2 separate regions of the Homo sapiens genome follow, and region 1 is linked to region 2. Evidence: chromatin contacts called from ENCODE Hi-C or POLR2A ChIA-PET data. All regions are on one chromosome and are shown on one strand. Each heading gives the region's core, a stretch centred on a gene start or an enhancer-like site at or near the end of the contact. The rest is flanking DNA. Distances are from core to core; before and after follow the strand shown. Region 1 has its middle 16 kb from the start of TRN-GTT2-4. Region 2 has its middle 17 kb from the start of LINC00545.

Region 1 (6,566 bases), core at 2,945-5,444, 180 kb before region 2:
CTCTGGCAGTTCACACAAGAGCTGGCTTTTTAAAGGAGCCTGGCACCTTCCGCTCTTTCTCTTGCTCTTCCTCTTCCCTTCCTTTGTCACTAAAAGCTTCCTGAGCCCTCACCAGAAGCGGTGCAGATGCTGGTGCCATGCTTGGACCTCCTGTAGAACTGTGAGCCAAATAAACTCTTTCCTATAAATTACCCAGTTTCAGGTATTCCTTTATACAATGCAAAACAGACTCACACATCTGGTAAACCCCAGTTGTTTGCTTCTAGGTAAGACGGGAGGAGTGGGGAGCTGGTGAGGGTTTCCACTGCATTGTCTATTTTCAGGCAAGGTGTCTCCACTGAGTAGGCTTCACATTCAGAGCTCTGGGTAAGGTGGGCAGGAAGAGGGTTGCAGGCTGCCCAAAGGAGGGAGAGAAGAAGGCTGAATCCTTCAGTGACAACCTGTGAACCAGAGTCTTAGCTCTCTTTGAATATTTTGTTCAGTATCTTTGGGTTTTGTTTTATTTTGCCTAGGGGTAAATGCTGACTGCCTGTTCTCTGGACAGGAATGGAGAAGATGGTGCTAGCAGGGTTGCTGTTCATATGTAGACATTCATGCAGTCACTCTCTTTTCAGCACACTTCTTACTTCTGCCCTGGGTTCAGTTGCTGACTCTGAGCCCAGAAACCTTCTAGGGTTCTGTTAGGTAGATTGGCTTCCACCGTCTTTGCGACAACCACAGAAAATTCTAGACTGTTTTCTCTTCGGGCTTCATTAGTCAACTTGCTTCAGTCTGTCTTGCATCTTCTAAATATTTATAGATCTCTCTCTTTTGTTGGAGTGGCAGAAAATGCTAGTTGACCACCCAATATTCAAATTATCCTGCCTCCTTAATAACAGAATATCATTGGATGTGGTGGGTAAATAATATACCCTAACTTTCCTTGCAGAGAGGGGTGGCCAATGAGATGGAAATGAAAGTCATTGGGAAAGACTCCCAAGACATCTCTTTAAACAAGACAGACTGAAGCAAGTTGACTAATGAAGCCCAAAGCTAGCAGTTGTTTTTGTTTATCTTTGCCTCTTTCTTCTTCTTCCTGTGGGGACAAAGGGCAGTGATATCTGGAGCTGCAGCAGCCATTTTGGCATAATGTTGGAAAAGCCAAGAGACTCTCAGAGACCGCAGCTCCAGCAGTTTTTTATTTTTTCCAAATATTTGCTCCACTGCAGGAGGATGAGATATTCGTGTTTGTTGCCTTGTGACTGTAGGAGGACTGCACTTCCCTGCCTTGTTGTCAAGTTTCCCCATGTGGTCTGCTTTGGCCAGTAAAACATGAGTGGGAGAAGCTTGGTGAACCATTGCATGTCTACCAGCTTTTTTGCTCTCTTCCCTTTGGCATTAGAAAGGCATGTCCAGGATGGAGTTGTTCCTTCAGCCTAGATTGGGTTATGAGAAGCTAGCTGGGGGAGTCCAGTAACATATAAAGCGAGTTAGAAATAAAACTTTGTTGTTGTAAGCTATATATATATATATATATATATATATATATATATATATATATATAATATGTATGTAATATATAAATACATATTATACTTTAAGTTCTAGGGTACATTTGCACAATGTGCAGGTTTATTACATAGGTATACATGTGCCATGTTGGTTTGCTGCACCCATCAACTGCTCATTTACATTAGGTATTTCTCCTAATGCTATCCCTCCCCAGCCCCCCACCCCTCAACAAGCCCTAGTGTGTGATGTTCCCCTTCCTGTGTCCAAGTGTTCTCATTGTTCAATTCCCACCTATGAGTGAGAACATGTGGTGTTTGGTTTTCTGTCCTTGTGATAGTTTGCTGAGAATAATGGTTTCCAGCTTCATTCGTGTCCCTGCAAAGGACATGAACTCATCCTTTTTTATGGCTGCATGGTATTCCATGGTGTATATGTGCCACATTTTCTTAATCTAGTCTATCATTGATGGACATTTGGGTTGGTTCCAAGTATTTGCTATTGTGAATAGTGCCGCAATAAACATATGTGTGCATGTGTCTTTATAGTAGCATGATTTATAATTCTTTGGATATATACCCAGTAATGGGATCACTGGGTTAAGTGGTATTTCAAGTTCTAGATCCTTGAGGAGTCGCCACACTGTCTTCCACAGTGGTTGAACTAATTTACACTCCCACCATCAGTGTAAAAGCATTCCTATTCCTATGTCTCCACATCCTCTCCAGAATCTGTTGTTTCCTGACTTTTTAATGATTGCCATTCTAATTGGCCTGAGATGGTACCTCATTATGGTTTTGATTTGCATTTCTCTGATGACCAGTGATGATGAGCATTTTTTCATGTGTCTGTTGGCTGCATAAATGTCTTCTTTTGAGTAGTGTCTGTTCATATTGTTTGCCCATTTTTTGATGGGGTTGTTTGTTTTTTTTCTTGTAAATTTGTTTCAGTTCTTTGTAGATTCTGGATATTAGCCCTTTGTCAGATGGGTAGGTTGCAAAAATTATCTCCCATTCTGTAGGTTGCCTGTTCACTCTGATGATAGTTTCTTTTGCTGTGCAGAAGCTCTTTAGTTTAATTAGATCCCATTTATCTATTTTGGCTTTTGTTGCCATTGCTTTTGGTGTTTTAGACATGAAGTCCTTGCCCATACCTATGTCCTGAATGGTATCGCCTAGGTTTTCTTCTAGGGTTTTTATGGTTTTTAGGTCTAACATTTAAGTCTTTAATCCATCTTGAATTAATTTTTGTATAAGGTGTAAGGATGGTTTCCAGTTTCAGCTTTCTACATATGGCTGGCCAGTTTTCCCAGCACCATTTATTAAATAGGGAATCGTTTCCCCATTTCTTGAGCTACAGATATTTTGAGTTTGGTTACCACAGTATTATCTAGTGGAAGTTGACTTATACAGTATGTAATAGGATAAATATAGGTGTGTAACAGAATATTAAGTGTTCGTGTTTCAAAGCTGAGGGGAAAATGTTAAAAGTGTTCACACACTCTAAAAAGAGATTAGCTAAAACTGCTTCATTAACCACACTTTGGGGAAACCAGTTCTGAGATTCTTCTCCATTACTCTGACAGGTTGGACCCTCTGGGGAGCAGATCTCAAGATCAAGTTATGAGTGCAAGAGGTGTGTTGGGAAGCGATGGTTGTAAAAGAATCCTGCAGTAGCACCAGGCACAAGTCTGTCCAGGGAGAGGAGGACTTCTACTCTCTACCAGCATCTCTCCTAAGTCCCCTTAGGGGACGGGGGCAAGGAAGTGCTGGGAAGGGCAGGGCATGGTTCCTGGCTAGGACTCCACCCCCCTGGGGCCTGTACCCACGGACCTAGGTGAAGACAGGCACTCCTGCCTTCTCGCCCAACGGTTGCGTTTCCCAAGATCATCCTGGCCTGCCACGCCCCCATCTACCTATTAAACTCCCCCACCTTCCCCAAACCCTAGCAGGCAGACACACATCGGTGGAAGAAGACAGGAGCGGCTGGACATTGAAAGGACGTCGAGAGGAGCACACCTGCACACCATCGACCAGCGGAACGAGGCAGAGTGTGGCTGGAGCAGTCGGAGGGAAGCCTGGGCCGCTGACTCCAGGGGAAAACCATCTCCTTTCTGGCTCCCCCCTCTGCTGGGAGATACTTTCACTGAATAAAACCTTGCACTCATTCTCCAAGCCCACCTGTGATCCGATTCTTCCTGTACACCAAGGCAAGAACCTGGGATACAGAAAGCCCTCTGTCCTTGTGATAAGGTAGAGGGTCTAACTGAGCTGGTTAACACAAGCTGCCTATAGACAGCGAAACTGAAAGAGCACACAATAGCACACACTCATTGGGGCTTCAGGAGCTGTAAATATCCACCCCTAGACGCTGCCATGGGGCGGGAGCCCCACAGCCTGCCCGTCTAGAGGTTTGAGCAGCGGGACACTGAAGAAGAGAGCCACACCCTCATCGCACGTCCTGCGAGGGAGACAAGGGAACTTTTCCGGTTTCACTTCTGCTTGGCTTGAGCTGGCACTGAAGCACCCTTTTCCCTCCTCACTGAGGGAGCAGAGGGGAAAAGCGGTAGAACTAACAGGCTAACAATGCTCCTCCGAAAATATATCGTATTTTTGGATCCCTAGAGATAGGTGATCACGGCAGCCGCGGAGTGCATTTGGGTCTCCTTTCAAGAAAGAACTTGCTGCTCAGCGTTGAAGAATGCAGTTGGCCAACAGCCTCCAGCTGCTCTGTCTTCAGCATCTGCCATGGCATCTGAGCTGAGGTCATGTTCTTCCTGGGAGGTCCCCAGCAGAAGGATCACGTGGAAGCTCCACAAGCTCCACAGATGTTCCAGGAGAGGAATAGGCAGCATTTGGAAGACATATCCTGCCATAACAGAGGGCATTTGCTAGTAGAGACAACAAACAGCAACAGCCAAGTAAACAAACACACAAGCACAAAGCACTTTCTCCCATTTCCCCTCATTGATCCTGTCCGGGTAGAAGCTGGGGAGGAAGTAGAATAGGGTGAGGCGGGGTGGGGCTGGGGGGCCTACACCTTCTTCCTTCCCCCGCAGGTCCTGTCCCTGGGCCAGGCTTGAACTAGGGGAATGGGAAAAGCTGTGAAGTGAATGAGAATTAGGAGTTTTTATTTAGACTGGACTTGAATTTTTTTTTTTTTTTTTTTTTTTTTGAGACAGAGCCTCGCTCTGTCACCCAGGCTGGAGTCCCGTGGCGCCATCTTGGCTCACTACAGCCTCTGCCTCCCGGGTTCAAGCGATCCTCCCACCACAGTCTCCTGAGTAGCCGGGATTACAGGTGCCTGCCACCATGCCCAGCTATTTTTTTTTTTTTTTGTATTTTTAGTAGAGACAGGGCGTCACCGTGTTGGCCAGGCTGGTCTCGAACTCCTGGCCTCAAGTGATCTGTCCGCCTCGGCCTCCCCAAGTGCTAGGATTATAGGAGTGAGCCACCACGCCTGGCCTGGACTTGAATTTTTAATTCCTAAAAATGAACTACCAGTTAAAATTTAAAAATGACCAAAAAAGCTATGGGATATGCTGATGTTTTGCTTTGGGGATAAGGAAAAGATATCTGGTTGAGCGGCATTGAAAACAGTGTAGGGAGAGAAAAACTCATTCCTGGCTCACCCTTTTGAGTCCCACTATCTCAATAATCTGATGTTATATGACACACACACACACACACGGAGGAATCCTGGAAGACTCCATATCAAGGTGGTGATGAAGGTGACCAGTGGGTGATAGGATTATAGGTGTGTGTTTATTTATTTATTTTAATTACCTTTTTTTAGAGACAGGGTCTCTGTCATCCAGGCTGCAGTGCAGTGGTGTGATCATGGCTCACTGCAGTCTTGCACTCCAGGGCTCAATCCTCCTGCCTCAGTCTCCTGAGTAGCTGGAGCTGCAGTCATGCACCAACGTGCCCAACTAATTTACTTTATTTTATTTTTTATTTTTTGTTAAGATGGAATCTCACTTTATTGCCTAGGCTGGTCTTAAACTCCTGGTTTCAAGCATTCCTCCTACCTCAGCCTCTCAAAGTGCTGGAATTACTGCACTTGGCCCTATTATATTTTTAAAAAATTTCAATAGTTTTAGGGGTAAAAGTGGCTTTGGTTACATAGATGAATTGTATAGTGATGAAGTCTGGATTTTTAGTGTACCCATCACCCAAATAGTGTACATTGTACCCAATGAGTAGTTTTTCATTCCTCACCCCCACACTGTCCCCACTTCTGAGTCTCCTGATGTCCATTATAGCACCCTGCTTTTGCGCACTTAGAGCTTACCTCCCACTTAGAAGTGAGAACATGTGGTAGTTGGTTTTCCCTTCCTGAGTTACTTCACTTAGGTCAGTGGCCTCCAATTTCATCTGAGTTGCTGCACATAACATGATTTCATTCTTTTTTTGACTGAGTAGTAGTCCATCTCTCTCTCTCACACACACACATACACACACACACACACACACACACACACACACATTTATCCACTCATCCATTGATGGGCACTTAGGTTGCTTCTATATCTTTGCAATTGTGAATTGTGCTCCAATAAACATACATGTGCAAGTGCTGTTTTTTCTCCCTTTTATCCTTCTTTTCTTCCCTATGCTTCCATAGGTACTGAGAAAGAGTCTTTTTTATATAATTATTTCTTTTCCTTTGGGAAGATACCCAGTAGTGGGATGGCTTGATCCAATGGTAGATCTGTTTTTAGTTCTTTGAGAAATCTCCATATTATCTCCATATTGTTTTCCATAGAGATTGTACTAATTTACATTCCCACCAACAATGTATGTGTTCCATTTTCACTGCATCGGCACCAACAACGGTTGTTTTTTGACTTTTTAATAATGGCCATTCTGGCTGGGGTAAGGTGGTATCTCACTGTGGTTTTAACTTGTATTTCCCTGATAATTAGTGATGTTGAGCATTTAAGAAATATATTTGTTGGCCATTTGTATATCTTCTTTTAAGAAATATCTCTTGAAGTTGTTTGCCCACTTTTTAATGTGATTATTTGTTTTTTTTTCTTGCTGATTTGTTTGAGTTCCTTGTAGCTTCTGAATATT
Region 2 (6,697 bases), core at 2,864-5,363:
ATCCTTTTTTTTTTTTTTTTTTTTTGAGATGGAGTCTCACTCTGTCACCCAGGTTGGAGTGCAGTGGCATGATCTTGGCTCACTACAATCTCCACCCTCCTAGGCTCAAGCAATCCTCCCACCTCAAGCTCACAAGTAGCTGGGACCACAGGCACATGCCACCATGCCCGGCTAATTTTTTTTTTGTATTTTTGGTAGAGACGGGGTTTTGCCATGTTACCCAGGCTGGTCTTGAACTCCTGAGCTCAAGTCATACACCTGCCTCGGCCTCCCAATGTGCTGGGATTACAGGCATGAGCCACCGCATCCCACCTTATTCATTCTTTCTAACTACTTTTTGTACCCATTAACCATCCTCACCTGCCACCCCCCAACCCCTCCCCCTTCCCAACCTCTTGTAACCATCCTTTTACTCCCTATCTCCATGAGTTCAAGACCTAGACTTTGGGCTCTGAGAAAACTTGGAAAAACCTAAATGCGGTCATTGTGTTCATGGATCTACTGGACTCATGAGTAAAAAAAGTAAGAGTTAATAAATTGTCTACTCAGCAAAGTGTCTCATTGCTACAGACACACTGTTTCCCACTCAGCAACAGTTGGGGGCTATTGGTGTCCATCTCCCGATACAAGTTTATATATCTAAAAAGAATCTCCGTCATCTCTGCTCCTTTTGCATACTTTGCTATTGTCAGTGTCAGTGAGGCATTTTCCTCTCTACCCACCAGGCTTGCAGTCTCAATGTGCCTTCCTCTTCCTCTCCTTCCTCGGCCAGTTGCTCACTAAGTTCTGTCAATGCTTTCTTCAGCCATTCTTTGGGAACCTCCCCTTTCTCTCTGTCCCGTGGTCCCCCCACCCAGGTGCTGGGATCTGTAGCATCCTCTTCCCTCTCCAGTGGGTCCCACATGTTATTGTCAGATTAATCTTCCTCATAAAAATGATGCTTCCCCATGTCACTGCCCTGTTTAAATCCTTGGGCACTTCTGCAGTTGTTACCCAGACTCATTTCCAGGCTTCCAAAAGCTTTCTACGGGAAAAGCCAAGTGAGGTGCTGGTCATAGTTCCTCCTTCTCGGAATCCTCAGAATGTCTCTCCCCGTGCAGGCCTCCCCCAACGGGAGGCTCTGAGTATAGCTTGCCAAGCCGAGAGACCCACTAATAAATTGAGTAGACAACGAGTGGGTGCTTGATTCACGGGCAGCCGGCACGCGCGGCCGGACATAAAGAGCTGCCCAACAGGAGCAGCCAGGCCTGGCTGGAAGCCACGGAGACAAGCTGATCCTCTCCTGGGAGTCTAACTCCAGACAGGAGCCGCAGAGGAGAGTCAGCGTGGGGTTGAGGGCTGGTCACCCAATCCGGAGCACTGGTGGCAGCCACAGACGAGGGCACCGCCAGAGTGACATCGTGTTCTGAATGCTCTCTTGGTGCAGTAATTGCGTCTTTTATTTTCTATATTCTGATGCTTTGACATCTGGGCCTTGCTGGCCGTGGAGGGACTGTCCCTCCCAGGGTTACCAATTATTCCAAAGATAGAAAACAACTTGCAACCCCCTACAATGTGCTTTTCAAATGCAAACCAACCCCTCCACAGCCCCACCCCAGCCACCTCTTCACCTGCCCCAATCACTCCTTCCGCAGGGCCAAGTCTCTAACTAAGGACAGCCCATATACCCCAGAGCCCACTAAAACCAGCCTACCCTGAGCCTGCCTGCTCTGCCTTGCCCACACCTTCCAGCATGCGCCACAATAAGGGCCCCCGCCCACAGGTCCAGCCTCTCTGGCGACCTCCCGACTCGCTCTGGAGCTCCCCTGTGTGCCCCCTCCCCACGTGGCACAGCATGTCCTCTCCTCTTGGAAACCGTGAGTAACAAGCTATCTTTTTACTGGCAGTTGTCTCCTATCTGTTTGCCTTACCATACCTCAAATTTTTAATTAATTTACGAAGTTTTAAAATACTCAGCTCCCACATTACATTCCCGTCTCCCTGGAGTTTGGCAATGTGGCTGCCCCTGCGTTTTTAGACGCAGGGCTGTGTGCTCTTCCTGCCTCATTCCTGCATCTCAGAGTCAATCCCCTTCACTTCAGGTACATCAGGTGTCTCTGTTCCTTGCAGTCTAAAAAAAGCCAACTTCAGGAATTCCCCATCTTACCCTTATCTACTGCCACCTATTCTACTACGCTTCTCAGACTCTCCGCTTCAACCATGTAAGCCATCTTTTCATTCTTGTGTGTTCCCGTTCTCCATTATCTTGCTAATATAAGCTCTTCGAGGAATGCCCTCCCTCCTTTCCTTTGCCAGGTAAATCTACTCTTCCTTCAAGACCTGACTTGTGTTTCATCTCTCCCGTGGTGGCTTCCATGACTCTGCTTCCCTGGGTGGCTTCTCTGTGCCTGTCTCTCAACACCTGCATCACCTACTCCCGGGACACTACAGGCAGCCTACGCCACCTTACATTATTCAGTATTCACTTCTCAATATTCAGGAAATGTCTTTCCCTAAGGCTTTATGTTCTCTTGGTTCAGGGACCAAAGTTTTGATTTTGTGGGATGACAGGATGCATTTGATACCAAATACATCCCTCCACATCTTCCTTCTCATTGAATTGCTGTATAAAATTCCCACTTCCCAGAACAGTTGTTGCCTATGGACCCAGGGCCTGGCCTAGAGGGGAAGCCAGGTCTCTGCTCACCTCTAGTCTAGGCTTTTCCCGTTTGGGAGGTGAGGTTGGCCTGCCCCCAGCTTTCCTGAATGGAGAGCGTGCATTCATTTCCTAATATGCCACGATCCTTGGGAAGATTTCTTTTGCTTTAGTTTGCTGTCAGGCCTGGAAGGGAAGGTGAAGTGGGGAGTCAGTGAGGAGGGGGCTGGGCCACCTGGTGGGATGTTGGGAACTATTTTCTGTGCAGAGGCCAAGGCTGGGGCTGGGGGTGGGACACATGGAAATCAAACATGTACTTCACAGTTTGGTCCTGGGCTGACCTGTTTATAATAAAAACATTTGGTTTGACTTCCACAGACTCCAAGCCATGACGTCAATGTTGATGCATTTCAGGCCACATTCCTTTTAGTCTCCGGAGAAGTTCTTTACAAAAAGCATGAAAGGTGGAATCAAATAGTTCCTGGGATCATCTCCAGTCTGAGACATCACATTTGCACTTTAAGCAAATGATTCAGATACTAAAATTCAAGCCCTAAATATGCCTTTTCAACTACAAACTAATTATTTGTGTCTAAATCAATGGACGGTGTCTCTTTAAATGTTCCCTTCATTCCTCATGCATGCTATAATCAGCAGATGGCCCTACCTTCCCCCACCACCCCCTTTTAAACAGACCCTTCTAATAGCTAATATCCTGCAGTGACCAAAGCCATTAGAAGGATTAAGCCATTACTATCCTGTCCAGCAAACACACAATGCTCACGGGGATTGCCTTTTTTTTTTATTTTTTGGTTGTTGTTTTTATGGATGAATCAGGGCCCAATGGTAGGCTGAAAATCAAAACAGGGAGGGCAAAGGGTTATAGTCATTCTTTTCAAGGACACCTCCCAAACAGCCTCAGGATTTGAGATTCCTTTGTTAGAATGACGGCAGATGTCAGCCTTGTGGCTAGTGCAAGCTCCGAAAGGACACAGTACGCAGACCTCTGTCCCTCGTTTCCTTAATATCTAATACTCATCCTTTCCAGAGCACCACTGTGGCTGTCTCGTTGCTCTGCCTGTCCACACAGGCCTGTTTGTGCTGTAACAGACAAGCAACCAGCAGCCCAGCCCAAAGCCACGTTGCAGGGCCCAGGACTGCTCTGAGACACTGCCACCCAGTGGCGCTTCTGAAGCATAACAGCACACAGAAAGGGAGCAGGGAACCCAGTTTTATAAGCATGGAGGGGGTAGGGGGTGCAAAAGCTGGCCTAGAATCGTGAGGCCGAGCTGCAGAAAAGCATGCTCCATGGCACGGAGGCAGGTAGCTAGTTTGGAGATGGCTAAATAGGGCAAGTGACAAAAAACACGAAGAAAGGCAGCTGGAATATAAAGAGAGGAATAAAGAAATGTAATGACATGGAAAGCGTGAGCAGTCTTTTCTAAATGGAAGAAATACGCACTTTCTCTAAGTGAGAGCTGGAGCGAGATGACCGAAAGATGAGTCAATGGAGCCCTTTTTTGGAGTTGGCCTCAGTTTGGATTACTCAGTATCTCACATGTCTGGGTTCTTAAGGATCCTTGAGCTTTGCTGACTTTGGGGAAGTCACTGTATTTCAGTTTTGTGACCCGAAGGGGCTGAGCTGAACCTCTAAACAGCTTCCCTGAGCCCTAACAGTGAGTATGTAATTAAATACCTGAGACGTTGAGTGAACAAGAAATGCAGAAATACAGAAAATGCAGGCTGTGAGCAATCCTTAAATCTTGTGTTTGACTTCAAAGTGCTGTAAGGGAGAACCTGAAAAATACATCCACTTACACCTTTGGTGGTTCAGGACTTGCCAGGAGAGTGCATGGAAGGGACCCCCATCCCACAGCGCATGGGTGACTCTACCCGCCATCTAACCTCCCTGAATCTCAGCAGCCAAGGCCAGTGCACTGAGATCTGCACCTCCAGCACTTTCAGTGTAGGGCGAGACAGGTTTAGAAGGAATTGGGCTTCTCTAAGATTGAAGCTAAACCAGAAGCTAATGGGTTAGTAATTTAATAGGTCTCCCTTTTCGGCAATATTTTCATTTTAAAAAGAAAACTTCTGTTAGAGGGCAAGTAATTCCAAAGAAATTAGATTCTGCTGGTTGAAACGTTAAGAATCCAGGCAGGCGGTGAGGGAAATTCGTTTCCCGGCTTCTCCAATCTAATCTGATAGTGCCCGTCTTGCCTCAGTCGTTAATACTTCTTGGGAAAAAGCATATGTGATCACTCTTTTAAAAACTGTTAGAATCACTTTCCTATCCAAGGTCTGAAAGAAGATTTGGGCTTAGGCTCCATTTGAAGAAATCCAGGTTGTATTTCCCCCAGCATTTAGGGTTTGATGGTTTCTGCTTATCTAAAGTGCTCACATTGCAAATATGAGCAGCAGGGCTGGGGATTTAAATTCTGTCTTGATGGGAATTTGAACTGAAATGCTCTGCCCACTGCCACTTTATAAGCTGGGAATCATCAAGCTAGCTACAAATACCTCGAGGGGTCCTTGCAGTTGCTCAACATAAATCAGCAAAATGACAGGCAATTGACTTTGAAGACAGCGCTCACATGGCTGAGTGGCTGGAGCTGCTGGAAGCAGATGAGGGCATTTTCCTGTAAACATGATTGTGATTAGCACCAGAGTAAATAGCGAATCGGGCTCTATCTGTCAGACTCCAGCCTGCTCTGGATTTTTCATTAGGTAGAAATCAACATGTGACTCAGTGCAGCAAAGTTGGCAATTATAAGAAATAAGTTTCTATTTCAACACCTGGTGAATACTTCTGATTTTCCTAGAAGGTAAGCAAGAAGGAAAGTTGATTTTGCCATGTTTTCATGTAGGGATAAAATAGGAGTGTGGGAATCAGTCCTTTCACTGCAAGAGCAATTCAGCTTCTAGTCCGTGCTCTGATGCTATCTAACAAAATGTCTGGCATAGCTCAGATTTTGGCTAAGTGGAAAGGTGCACGTTTGAAAGGTTGACCCTACCAGTGTCATCTGAGGTCACTAATTCATATGCCTAAAGAGCCCAGGAAGGTAACATCAGTAGGTAAGCTGGCTGGAGGGGCTGAGGCCAAGTGGAGTGTGCCGGCCCTGTCCAAGGAGGCAGGCTGACCCTGCTCCAGCATGGACTGTGGCCAACTGGGGCAGAAAGGCTTGGGTTGTCATATCAACTGGTTTTTCAAAAGAAGCCAGAATTTGGGATTTTCATGTAAAACACTGGGAGTTCCAAATCAAACATGTCTACAAACCCAAAAGCATCTAGCCTGTTTGCAACCTAGTATTGGGCTACCTTCATGTTGGATTCCTCCAAACTCATTCTAGCTACATCAGGTCTCTAAGCCATTTCAAAGGATTTCCAGAGAGAGCTTGCATAGACTCCCTTAGCAAGGAAATGAAAAATCTATCAGCTCTCCAGATCTAGAAGGTTTTTTTTAAAAATTCTAATTTAGATCTTTCATGCTGCAACATAAACCACTTCTTTTTATTCTCAATCAATGGAAATGAATCAATGGAAATGATAATCATAACTCACACGGGAATTTTAAACTCAGTTGGCACTGAACAGAAGGAAACCTCTTAAATGATCCGGAGCTCTGTTCTCTCAAAGGTAGCTTGTGCTATAGAGGAGTGAGAGCAGTCGTAACTCTGGTGGGCCTGGTTCAGGTCACCACCTGCTTTGAACCTCAGTTTTCTCCTTATAAAATGGGTTTTCTCCACCTCGTGGGCCCTGTACTGTGAAGAGTGGGTACTGGCTGACTGCAGGAAGATGTTTGTCTCCTCTGGGGTCAGCTCATCTGGCTGGGAATCTCAACACCACCACTTACTCCGTGTGTGACTTTGGGCAAATTTCTTACCCTTTCTAAACCTGGGTGTCCTCATTTCATTTTTTTTTTTCTAAGACAGGGTCTTGCTCTGTCACCCAGGCTGGAGTGCAGTGGTGTGATCACAGCTCACTGCAGTCTTGAACTGTTGGGCTCAAGTGATCCTCCCACCTCAGCCTCTCAAGTAGCTGGGACCACAGGCACATGCCACCACA

Evidence for each region. Hi-C counts contacts between places; a loop is a spot of excess contacts on that map. ChIA-PET counts read pairs that join two places held with the same protein, here RNA polymerase II (POLR2A). Pooled maps may share reads with other maps.
Region 1: a loop to region 2 is called in a map of heart left ventricle, with 2.5 times the contacts of the local background. The contact joins two enhancer-like sites. A Hi-C loop is called at or near these places in 5 of 168 maps with a recorded cell type or tissue (MCF 10A, adrenal gland, chondrocyte and 2 more) and 4 of 50 pooled maps. POLR2A ChIA-PET finds 5 or more read pairs at or near these places in 4 of 52 experiments (AG04449, AG04450, CD4-positive, alpha-beta memory T cell and 1 more).

What each region holds. Positions count from the first base shown.
Region 1 is chr13:30,686,502-30,693,067 of GRCh38, forward strand. No RefSeq gene overlaps it. Among named protein-coding and RNA genes, the nearest start is that of TRN-GTT2-4, 16 kb to the left of the region's middle. RefSeq lists an enhancer at 3,906-3,995. Within about 2 kb of position 4,195, at least 25 of the 41 ENCODE cell types and tissues checked have a DNase peak (open chromatin) inside an H3K27ac peak, as active enhancers do; they include heart left ventricle and prostate gland, where a contact is called at or near this core.
Region 2 is chr13:30,861,723-30,868,419 of GRCh38, forward strand. No RefSeq gene overlaps it. Among named protein-coding and RNA genes, the nearest start is that of LINC00545, 17 kb to the right of the region's middle. RefSeq lists enhancers at 705-1,655, 1,656-2,604. Within about 2 kb of position 4,114, at least 29 of the 41 ENCODE cell types and tissues checked have a DNase peak (open chromatin) inside an H3K27ac peak, as active enhancers do; they include heart left ventricle and prostate gland, where a contact is called at or near this core.